Linked DNA regions of Homo sapiens: region 1 is linked to region 2. Evidence: chromatin contacts called from ENCODE Hi-C or POLR2A ChIA-PET data. All regions are on one chromosome and are shown on one strand. Each heading gives the region's core, a stretch centred on a gene start or an enhancer-like site at or near the end of the contact. The rest is flanking DNA. Distances are from core to core; before and after follow the strand shown. Region 1 holds the start of ADCY6 (adenylate cyclase 6). Region 2 holds the start of LINC02354 (long intergenic non-protein coding RNA 2354).

What was found. A loop is a pair of places that touch in the nucleus more often than their neighbours do. ChIA-PET counts read pairs that join two places held with the same protein, here RNA polymerase II (POLR2A). Pooled maps may share reads with other maps.
Region 1: a loop to region 2 is called in a pooled map, with 2.2 times the contacts of the local background. The contact joins the promoter of ADCY6 here to the promoter of LINC02354 in region 2. A Hi-C loop is called at or near these places in 4 of 50 pooled maps. POLR2A ChIA-PET finds 5 or more read pairs at or near these places in 2 of 52 experiments (HCT116 and PC-9).

What each region holds. Positions count from the first base shown.
Region 1 is chr12:48,787,581-48,791,880 of GRCh38, reverse strand. ADCY6 (adenylate cyclase 6) reads left to right here and starts at 2,792. Exons shown (of 22, transcript NM_015270.5): 1 at 2,792-2,975. ADCY6-DT (ADCY6 divergent transcript) reads right to left here and starts at 2,734. Exons shown (of 3, transcript NR_110019.1): 1 at 2,654-2,734; 2 at 1,762-1,896; 3 at 1,346-1,568. RefSeq lists an enhancer at 3,845-4,300.
Region 2 is chr12:47,827,236-47,831,707 of GRCh38, reverse strand. LINC02354 (long intergenic non-protein coding RNA 2354) reads right to left here and starts at 2,551. Exons shown (of 3, transcript XR_007063292.1): 1 at 2,178-2,551. RefSeq lists an enhancer at 3,413-3,592.

The sequences.
Region 1 (4,300 bases), core at 1,543-4,042, 960 kb before region 2:
CGTCTCTCTACTACAAATACGAAAATTAGCCAGGTGTGGTGGTGGGCGCCTGTAATCCCAGCTACTCGGGAGGCTGACACAGGAGAATCACTTGAGCCTGGAAGGTGCTGGGACTATAAGCACGTATCATCACGCTGGGCTAATTTTTTTTTTTTTTTGAGACAGAGTCTTGCTGTGTTGCCCAGGCTGGAGTGCAGTGGCGCAATCTCAGCTCACTGCAACTTCCGCCTCCCAGGTTCAAGCGATTCCCTTGCCTCAGCCTCCCTAGTAACTGGGATTACAGGCGCGCGCCACCACTCCCCAATAATTTTTGTATTTTTAGTAGAGACGGGGTTTCACCATTTTGGTCAGGCTGGTCTCAAACTCCTGACCTCGTGATCTGCCTGCCTTGGCCTTCCAAAGTGCTGGGATTAAAGGAATGAGCCACCATGCCCAGCTAAAATTTAATTTTTTTTTTTTTTTTTGAGACGGAGTCTCGCTCTGTCGCCCAGGCCGGACTGCGGACTGCAGTGGCGCAATCTCCGCTCACTGCAAGCTCCGCTTCCCGGGTTCACGCCATTCTCCTGCCTCAGCCTCCCGAGTAGCTGGGACTACAGGCGCCCCCCACTACGCCCAGCTAATTTTTTGTGTGTTTTTAGTAGAGATGGGGTTTCACTGTGTTAGCCAGGATGATCTTGATCTCCTGACCTTGTGATCCGCCCGCCTCAGCCTCCCAAAGTGCTGGGATTACAGGCATGAGCCACCGCACCCGGCCTAAAATTTCATTTTTTAACGCATATTTATCTCAATTGTTTTTTGCATTTTCCCCATGTGGCTCATGAGCACATTATTCTAAGCGTAAGTGGTAGATAACCTGATTCAGGTATTTTGAAGAGGAAATTTTGATAGCAAAAACAATTTTTTTTTTTTGAGACGGCGTCTCGCTCTGTCTCCCAGGCTGGAGTGCAATGGCGTGATCTCGGCTCACTGCAACCTCCGCCTCCCGGGTTCAAGCGATTCTCCTGCCTCAGCCTCTCGAGTAGCTGGGACTACAGGTGCCCGCCACCACGCCCAGCTAATTTTTAATAGAGACGGGGTTTCACCATGTTGGCCAGAATGGTCTCGATTTCTTGACCTTGTGATCCACCCGCCTCGGCCTCCCAAAGTGCTGGGATTACAGGCGTGAGCCACCGCGCCCGGCCAGCAAAAACAATTTTTAAGGAAATTTTGAAGTGAGAAGTCAGGCAAAGAGGCCCCAAAGATCAAATTGCAGGCCAGGCCTGCACAACTGAGAAATGAGAAAGTACCACTTTCCCATTTTCAAACATTATAACAAACATTTCTCTATCTGATTCTGAAAACCCTGTAAGAAAGACAAGGCAGATGGTTTTATTCCCATTTCAAGAGATTGATGATTTACCCAAGGTATATAGTTTGCAGGTACACGTGGCTGATAAATGTTGGAAACTGGCTTTCCCAACTCTTCTTTTCCTTGCCTGAAGCTCTGTCCTGGACTTAGGAATCCCAGTGGTGATTTGGAGTGGACAAGACTTGAGTCTTGAAGGACAGGACTGCAGGGAGGGCTGGTCCTGAGGAGGAAGCATCTTCAGATACCTAGGTCTTGGGATCTTGGGTGGGGAATAGGCTGCTTGGGGAAGGGCTGAATTGGAAGGAGGAGCTAGAGGTCTGACTGAGGGAATGGAGAGGGGGCCTCAAAAGGAAGCCAGGCAGGCTGCCTTCTTCCCAGCTCCAGAATGGCACCCCCTCTAAAGTCACACTCACCTACGTACATCCTGGAGTGAAACTCCTTCTCCTTTCTGCTTCCACCATTACTCTAATCCTCAAAGGGTTAACCAGCTTTCACACGATTTTCCCATCTCCCAGGTAACTTGGGCAGCTGCTCCGTGCTGGAAATAACTAAAGACCCAGTTTCTCAGTTCGTGCACTTAGCAATGCACCCCAGTAGCCCCTCCAACCCCCAGCAGAGAAGCACAGCCCTTTGGGTAAAAGATGCCTGGGGGTGAGGCTGCAAGTTGGCAGGTGCGGGGGAGGGGCTCCCAGAGAGTAGGGCGGGGGGTTGTGGGGGCGGCAGGGAGAGTGCCCCTTCCCTGGGTCCCTCCACTGGGCCCCGAGGTTCGCCTCGGGGCCGCTGCCCCAGAGACTGGGGGGAAGAGGAAAGAAGTGGTGTGCGGGCAAGCAGGCCGCACACACCTGGCGCCTTGTGGAATGAGAGCTTAATTAATTATTAAACTGAGTTCCCGCGGGAGGGCGCAGGGCCGTGACAGGCAGGGCGGGAATGGCTAGGTGGGGGCTGGGGCTGGGGCAGGGGCAGGGAGGAATTGGGGATGAAGAGTGGGCGCGGGGCGCCGGCCCAACCCCTGGGACCCTGACAGGAAGGAAGGCGACCCTCGGTGGGCGGGGCGGGGGATGTAGCCGTGAGGGGTGGGTTTGCGGGCGCGCTCGGGGACCCCCGGGGTGAGGGCGGGAGAGGAATGCCGGAGGAGGCGGCCGGGGTGAAGGGAAGGGGACCGGGCTGCGAGGTCCCCTCCCCGCGGGGTCTTGATCCCAGAACAGTAGCTGCTTGTCTTCCCAGGACTGGGGGAGGAAGCGGCCGGAGGAGAGGAGGGGGCGCGCGGAGGGAGGGGTCCCATTATTTGGCCTCCTCCGCCCCTACCCCGCTGCTAGGAAGGGGAGTGGGCAACTCGGCCCCCACTTCTGGGGAGGGGGAGGGGGATGCCCAGACAAAAGGAGCTTGTGCCTTTAAGGCGGGGAGTCCGGGAGCCAGCGGGGAGGGGACTTCTGGATCCGGGGTAGAGGGCGGCTGCGCTGGACAGCTCGGGAGGGGGCGAGGGCCGGGCGGACGGCGGACGGCGGACGGCGGGCGGGACGGCCAGGACGCGCGGGCTCGGAGGACCGCGGGACGGCCGGCCGGCCGGCCGGAGCCCGCGGGGGCGGCGGGGCGGGGGCCCAGGGCAGGCGCGGAGCCGGGCCGGCAGGTGAGCGCGCTGAGGGCTAGGGGAAGTGGCCGCTCGGGCTCCCGGTGCGCCAGGATTGGAACGCACCCGAGCGGCTCTCGACAAGAGTTTGTGGGTGGGGGCGCCGAAGCCTTGGACGGGTCGTCTCGGCAGTGTTGCCCGAGGGAGTTGGGGTTGGCAAAGGGAAGTCATGGAGGCAGTGGGATCGAGGACTCCTAGGTCCGGCGCTCGCCACCCCCGTCGCCCGCCGCCTGCCTCCCTCCACGGGGCGAGTTCCAGGCTGGCCCGGAGGCCAGGAGGATCTGGCACGTACTGGGGGAGGGGCTGGCCTGAGTTTTTTGCTGCGGGGCTGTGGGGTGTCTCCGAGTTTGGGGGAGATTCCATTTAGGGGAGAGGAACCGGCCTGGGCAGAGGGAGGGATGCCCTCTGTCTGCGGGAGTCCCTCTCCTTCCCCTCACCCAAAACCTTGGGAATGAAAGGGGTGGGGTCGGCTCCCCACATCCCCCAAGGCCTGCCGCAGGGTGGGCAGGGGAGCTGACTTTATTCAAAGCAGACTCTGGGGCTCGACTGAAAGGCTAGAGGTGGAATCAGGCGTGGGAGCCTCTTTGCCCATATCCTCTCCTTACCAGATTACCCCTGTGAGCTGGAGGGACCTGGTGGGGGTTGCATAGTAAAGGGTGATGTGGGAGCCCTCTGTAATCTTTAGGGAGAGTGAGGACTGGGGATGGGAGAAGGCGGCAGCGGGCACTGGACCGACAGATACAGGCCCTGGGTAGGCTCCTCTACATCTGGAAAGGCCCAGAATTGAAGAATTGAGGCCCATGTCCGAGTATGGTGGGTGGTGCTGGCACTGCTGGGCCCCGCCTGGGCAGTGCCTCTTACCATGAACTTTCTGAAGTCGTTTTTAATCCCCTGGAGCCTCCTTTTGCCAAGGAGGGCAGGGGCAGATGGGCCCTGGGGATGGGATAGACAGGAGGTGGCCAGGAAGGCTTGGCAAGGCAGTGGGCAGAGCCATCCTTAGGGCTGGGCCTTGGCCTTGGCTGGTTCCAAACTCTGGTCTCAGCCTGATCAGGGTTTGGGAGGGACTTGAGGTCTGGGAGGCACTGAGCCTGGGCCTGCCAGGCTGAATGGGACATGGCTGTGGCTGTGGGAGCCGGTGGTATGAAGAACAGCAGATCTGTGAGAGTGCAAATGGACCAACACTCAGGGGAGGAGAAGGTAGAGGCACAAGGCTTAGGAGCCTGACTCTGGGGAGGAGGGAGGTGGTCTGTGCTCCCAGGGCTCATAGTGATGGGTTGCTGGACAAAGTGGGTTGGGGGACCATATAGAGAAATTTTGTGGCTTGG
Region 2 (4,472 bases), core at 1,302-3,801:
ATTGTCTCTAATTTTCTATATTATAGGCAGTGTGATGGGGGACATCATTAGGCACATACTCCGCTCCTCCTCCCCCAATTTTGACTATAGAAATCTAGTTTAGGATACACTGGGTGGGGTTATTGAGCCAAAGGGTAACAGCACATTATAGCTCTTACTATATATTGCCAAACTGATTTCAAAAGAGGTTACGCCATTACCGACAGCACACACACTTCACCGAGCTCTCGCTAATGTTTCAAAAAGGCACCTACCTTTGTCTCATTTTAATTGGCATTACTTTGAGGACGATCAGGTTGAACATACCCCTACCTCTGCTTGTGAGTTGTGTTTCCTCTGTACCAGGAGAGTCTGTTTCTGGGCTTTGAACTTTAGTCTCCACTGTTCTAGTGCTTCTTAACAGTTTGTGTGAGCTCTCTTTATAAGAATGATTTTAGGGCCGGGTGCGGTGGCTCATACCTGTAATCCCAGCACTTTGGGAGGCCGAGGCAGGCAGATTGCCTGAGGTCAGACCAGCCTGGCCAACATGGTGAAACCCTGTCTCTACTAAAAATATAGAAATTAGCCGGGCTTGGTGGCGGGTGCCTGTAGTCCCAGCTACTCGGGAGGCTGAGGCAGGAGAATCACTTGAACCTGGGAGTCGGAGGTTGCAGTGAGCCCTGATCATGCCATTGCACTCCAGCCTGGGCCACAGAGCAAGACTTCATCTCAAACAAAAACAAACAACAACAAAAAAATGATTTTAAAGCATTGTCAACTGCAACCGTGTGCGAGTCTCTCCTTCTTGATATTCTCTCCCACTTGGGATTCCGATGCACTTCCTCTTGCTTCATTGAAATCTGTGACTGCTCCCGGCCTGCTCCAGCTTCCACTCCTCGCCCATCTGAAGTCTTTGTTTTCTCAGGTTTCTGTATTTAGCCATCTTCCCTGCCCTCCCCTTCTCTCCTCTCTTCTCCCCTGCTCTTGTGGTGTCATTCATTCCTACAATTTCCTCTCTCACTGATGACCTCCAAATTCTTCCCTGAGCTCCAGATACCAACTGTCCACTCAACAACCCCCCTTGCTCATCCCACCAACACCTCAAACTCCACCTGTGCAAAGCTCCATTCTGCATTTTCCTCCAAATTTGCTTCTCCTCCCATATTCCTTAACTCAGCTACTCAAATACCTTTGGGTTTGGAGTCGCTTTTGGAAGAGGAAAGAGGAAGGTGGAGGCTAATGCGCCTGAAGAGGTAATCGGATTCTATCAACCTTCTGCTCAGAGAAGGAGCACTGGGAAGGGCAGGAGAAGGCCAGTTGTCAGGGAAGATGCTGCTCTATGCCTCAATTTCCTTGCCTGCCTGGACACTAAAACGGATCCAGGTCTAGAGATAGATGCTTGAAACCCAAAGGGAGTGGTCACCCTCCTAGAGCAAATTAACCCTTAACACTGGCCTCACCAGCTTTTTCCTTCACCTCTTGAGCCTCTTCCCCAATAAGAGACTGGAAGGGATGAAGAAGAGGTAAAGCTATAAGTCTAAACTTGTGCTGTCCATACAGTAGCCAGTGGCCACATGTGGCTACTAAGCACTTGAAATGTGGCCAGTCAGAATTGAAATGTGCTGTTAGTATAAAATATACACTGGCTTTCAAACACTTAGTATGGAAAAAAAATGTAAAAGATTTCATTAGTAATTTTTTATTTTGATTGCATACCAAAATAATGTTTTAGATTTACTATATTAGGTTACATAAATATACTACTAAAATGAATTTCACCTGTTTATTTTTCCTTTTTTTGATGTGGCTAATAGAAAATAAGTTACATATGTGGCTCACATTCCGTTTCTATTGGACAGCGCTTATCTAGACCCTCCCAGCAGGTGAAGTGTGGGGCTCCAGGCTCGGGAGACAAGGGCAGTACATGACAGACACAGGTGCAGGCCCTACTACAGGTGTGGGCCAGCCAGAGCTCCAACCAGATGTCTCCAGACAGACACTGAAGGACAGATTCTCAGTGGCCAGCCTCACTCAGGCGAAGCAAAGCCAGGCAACATTTCCTGGATAATTCCTTCAGTCTTTGACTTCATGAGGGTCTCTGGACTGAGGCTTAGCTCTCCTGAGCTTGTCCCTGTAGATGCCCCATTATTCTGGAAAAACACTCACCCAGGACCACCCAGACCTTTGGATCCCCTCACCTTGATAGTTCATTGGAAGATTTTTCTATCACTCCACCTGGGCCAGGTCCTGGATCTCTTTCCAGAAGCCCAGAGGTGTCCTTCCTCCTGTCTAGAGCCCTCCCTCCCACGCACTCTGTCTTAGGCTTAGCTCACCACAGGCTGGGAGGGGATGAGAGATGGAGGTGTGCTCAACTTGACCTCGAACTTCCATGTACACTACCTGGGTCACAGGCACATTTTGAGCTCCATTTCTAATGCCTATAGAAGGGAACAGGAGGGGACGAGGGGTGGCAGATATACTCCATTGGGCTGCCCTTCTCTGTCTCATTCTCCTTTTCCTGTGCCCCGGCTGCGCCATTTGAGGGCACTGAAGCTGGGGCCCAGTCTGCGTGGGTCTGCCCCTCCCTCTCCTTGCCTAGATGACTCCACCTCTCCCAGGTCCTGGCTGGGATCCGAAGGCCCCAGGCAAGTGGGGGAAGGGGAGCCACTCCCACTTTCCCAGAAGCTGCTGCTGCCTCTTCCTGTTTTGCTAAAACTCTGGCTCTGGACTCAAGCAAAGAGGGGGAAGTCACCAGCTCCTGCCCCCCGCCCCAAAAGGTCAACCTTGCCCCCCTGGTCCTCTTATTTATAGCCCCCACTACCCACCACCCCCCCACCCCCCGGCCCCAGGCCCTGGCTAAGGAGCTGGATGTCTCCTCCCTCAAATAGCAGCTGTGGCCATTGCCCCAGGGATACAGCCAGATGGGCAGATCACTCCAGATGTGCAGTGTTTCGGGAGGGGAGGCCAGGCCCTTTCTGCAGTCCCTGTGGTACTCCCCGCAGCCTGGTCCTGGTTCCCCTCAACTTCAAGACAACACTTGAGGATTTCAGGAGGATCAGGAAGGTTGCACCTATTTTCCCATTTCTGTAGCCTGGCCAAGCTACCCTGTATACCCTAGAAAGGTCAGCTTGGGCGATAGGCCCTACTGGATTCATTTGCATAAATCAGCTCAGTGCTCACTTTGAGACCTCAAATTATAGAGGAAAACAGGCTTAGGGAGACAGAAGAGACAGGACACTGTCTCTCTTCTATTACTGATGTGAGCATTGGAGCTCTGTCCCTAACAGCCCAATGTGTGCCAGGCACTGTAGTTAAGTACTTCATGTCCCAATCTCATCGGTCCTCGCAAAACCCTAATATAGCAGGCACTTCATACCCTAATCTGCAGATGGGAAACCAAGACTCCTCAAGGTTAAATAATATACGTAAGGTCAAGCAGTGGGGAAGCAACAAGCTCCAGCCCAAGCAGCTCGACACCAAATCCTTGCTCTTAACCACAGTACAACACCTCCTCACTCTGTCCATTCTTCTGGGTACTTTTAAATGATCTCTTTTTTTCTTTCTTTCGTTTTGAGGTGGAGTCTCACTCTGTCACCCGGGCTGGAATGCAGTAGCACGATCTCAGCTCACTGCAAACTCTGCCTTCTGGATTCAAGCAATTCTCCTGCCTCAGCCTCCGGAGTAGCTGAGATTACAGGTGCCTGCCACCACGCCTGGCTAATTTTTGTGTTTTTAGTAGAGACGGGGTTTTGCCATGTTGGCCGGGCTGGTCTTGAACTCCTGACCTCAGGTAATCTGCCCACTTCAGCCTCCCAAAATGCTGGGTTTACAGGTGTGAGCCACCACGCAGGCCTAAATGATCTCTTAAAAGCTCAGTGCAGGGGGCCAGGCATGGTGGCTCACACCTGTAATCCCAGCACTTTGGGAGGCCGAGACAGGTGGATCACCTGAGGTCAGGACTTCAAGACCAGCCTGGCTAACATGGTGAAACCCTGTTTCTACTAAAAATACAAAAAAATTAGCCAGGTGTGGTGGTGTGTGCCTGTAATCCCAGCTACTCGGGAGGCTGAGGCAGGAGAATCGCTTGAACCCGGAAGGCAGTAGTTGCAGTGAGCCGAGATTGCATCATTGCACTCCAGCTTGGGCAACAAGAGCCAAACTCTGTCTAAAAAAAAAAAAAAATGCTCAGTGCAGGGAACCCTGGAGCCCAGGACTCAGGGCCTGCCCAAGGGAGATGTCTGCACATTGTCTCTGCCTCCTCTGCCTTCCCACCCCTAGCCATTTAGACCAAGCTGGAGTGAGGGATCTGTTGAGGCAGAGATTTCTAGAATCACTGTTCTGGGTTTCCTCAGACCCCAAGCACAAAGGAGAGCAGGTGAGGGCAGAACTATTGCCCCAACCCACATTGATCCCAGGATCCATTAGGTGTCTCCCAGCTTGGAACTCTGGTGACTCTGAATCCTCCCTCTCCTTTGCAGCATATGTTATTCGAG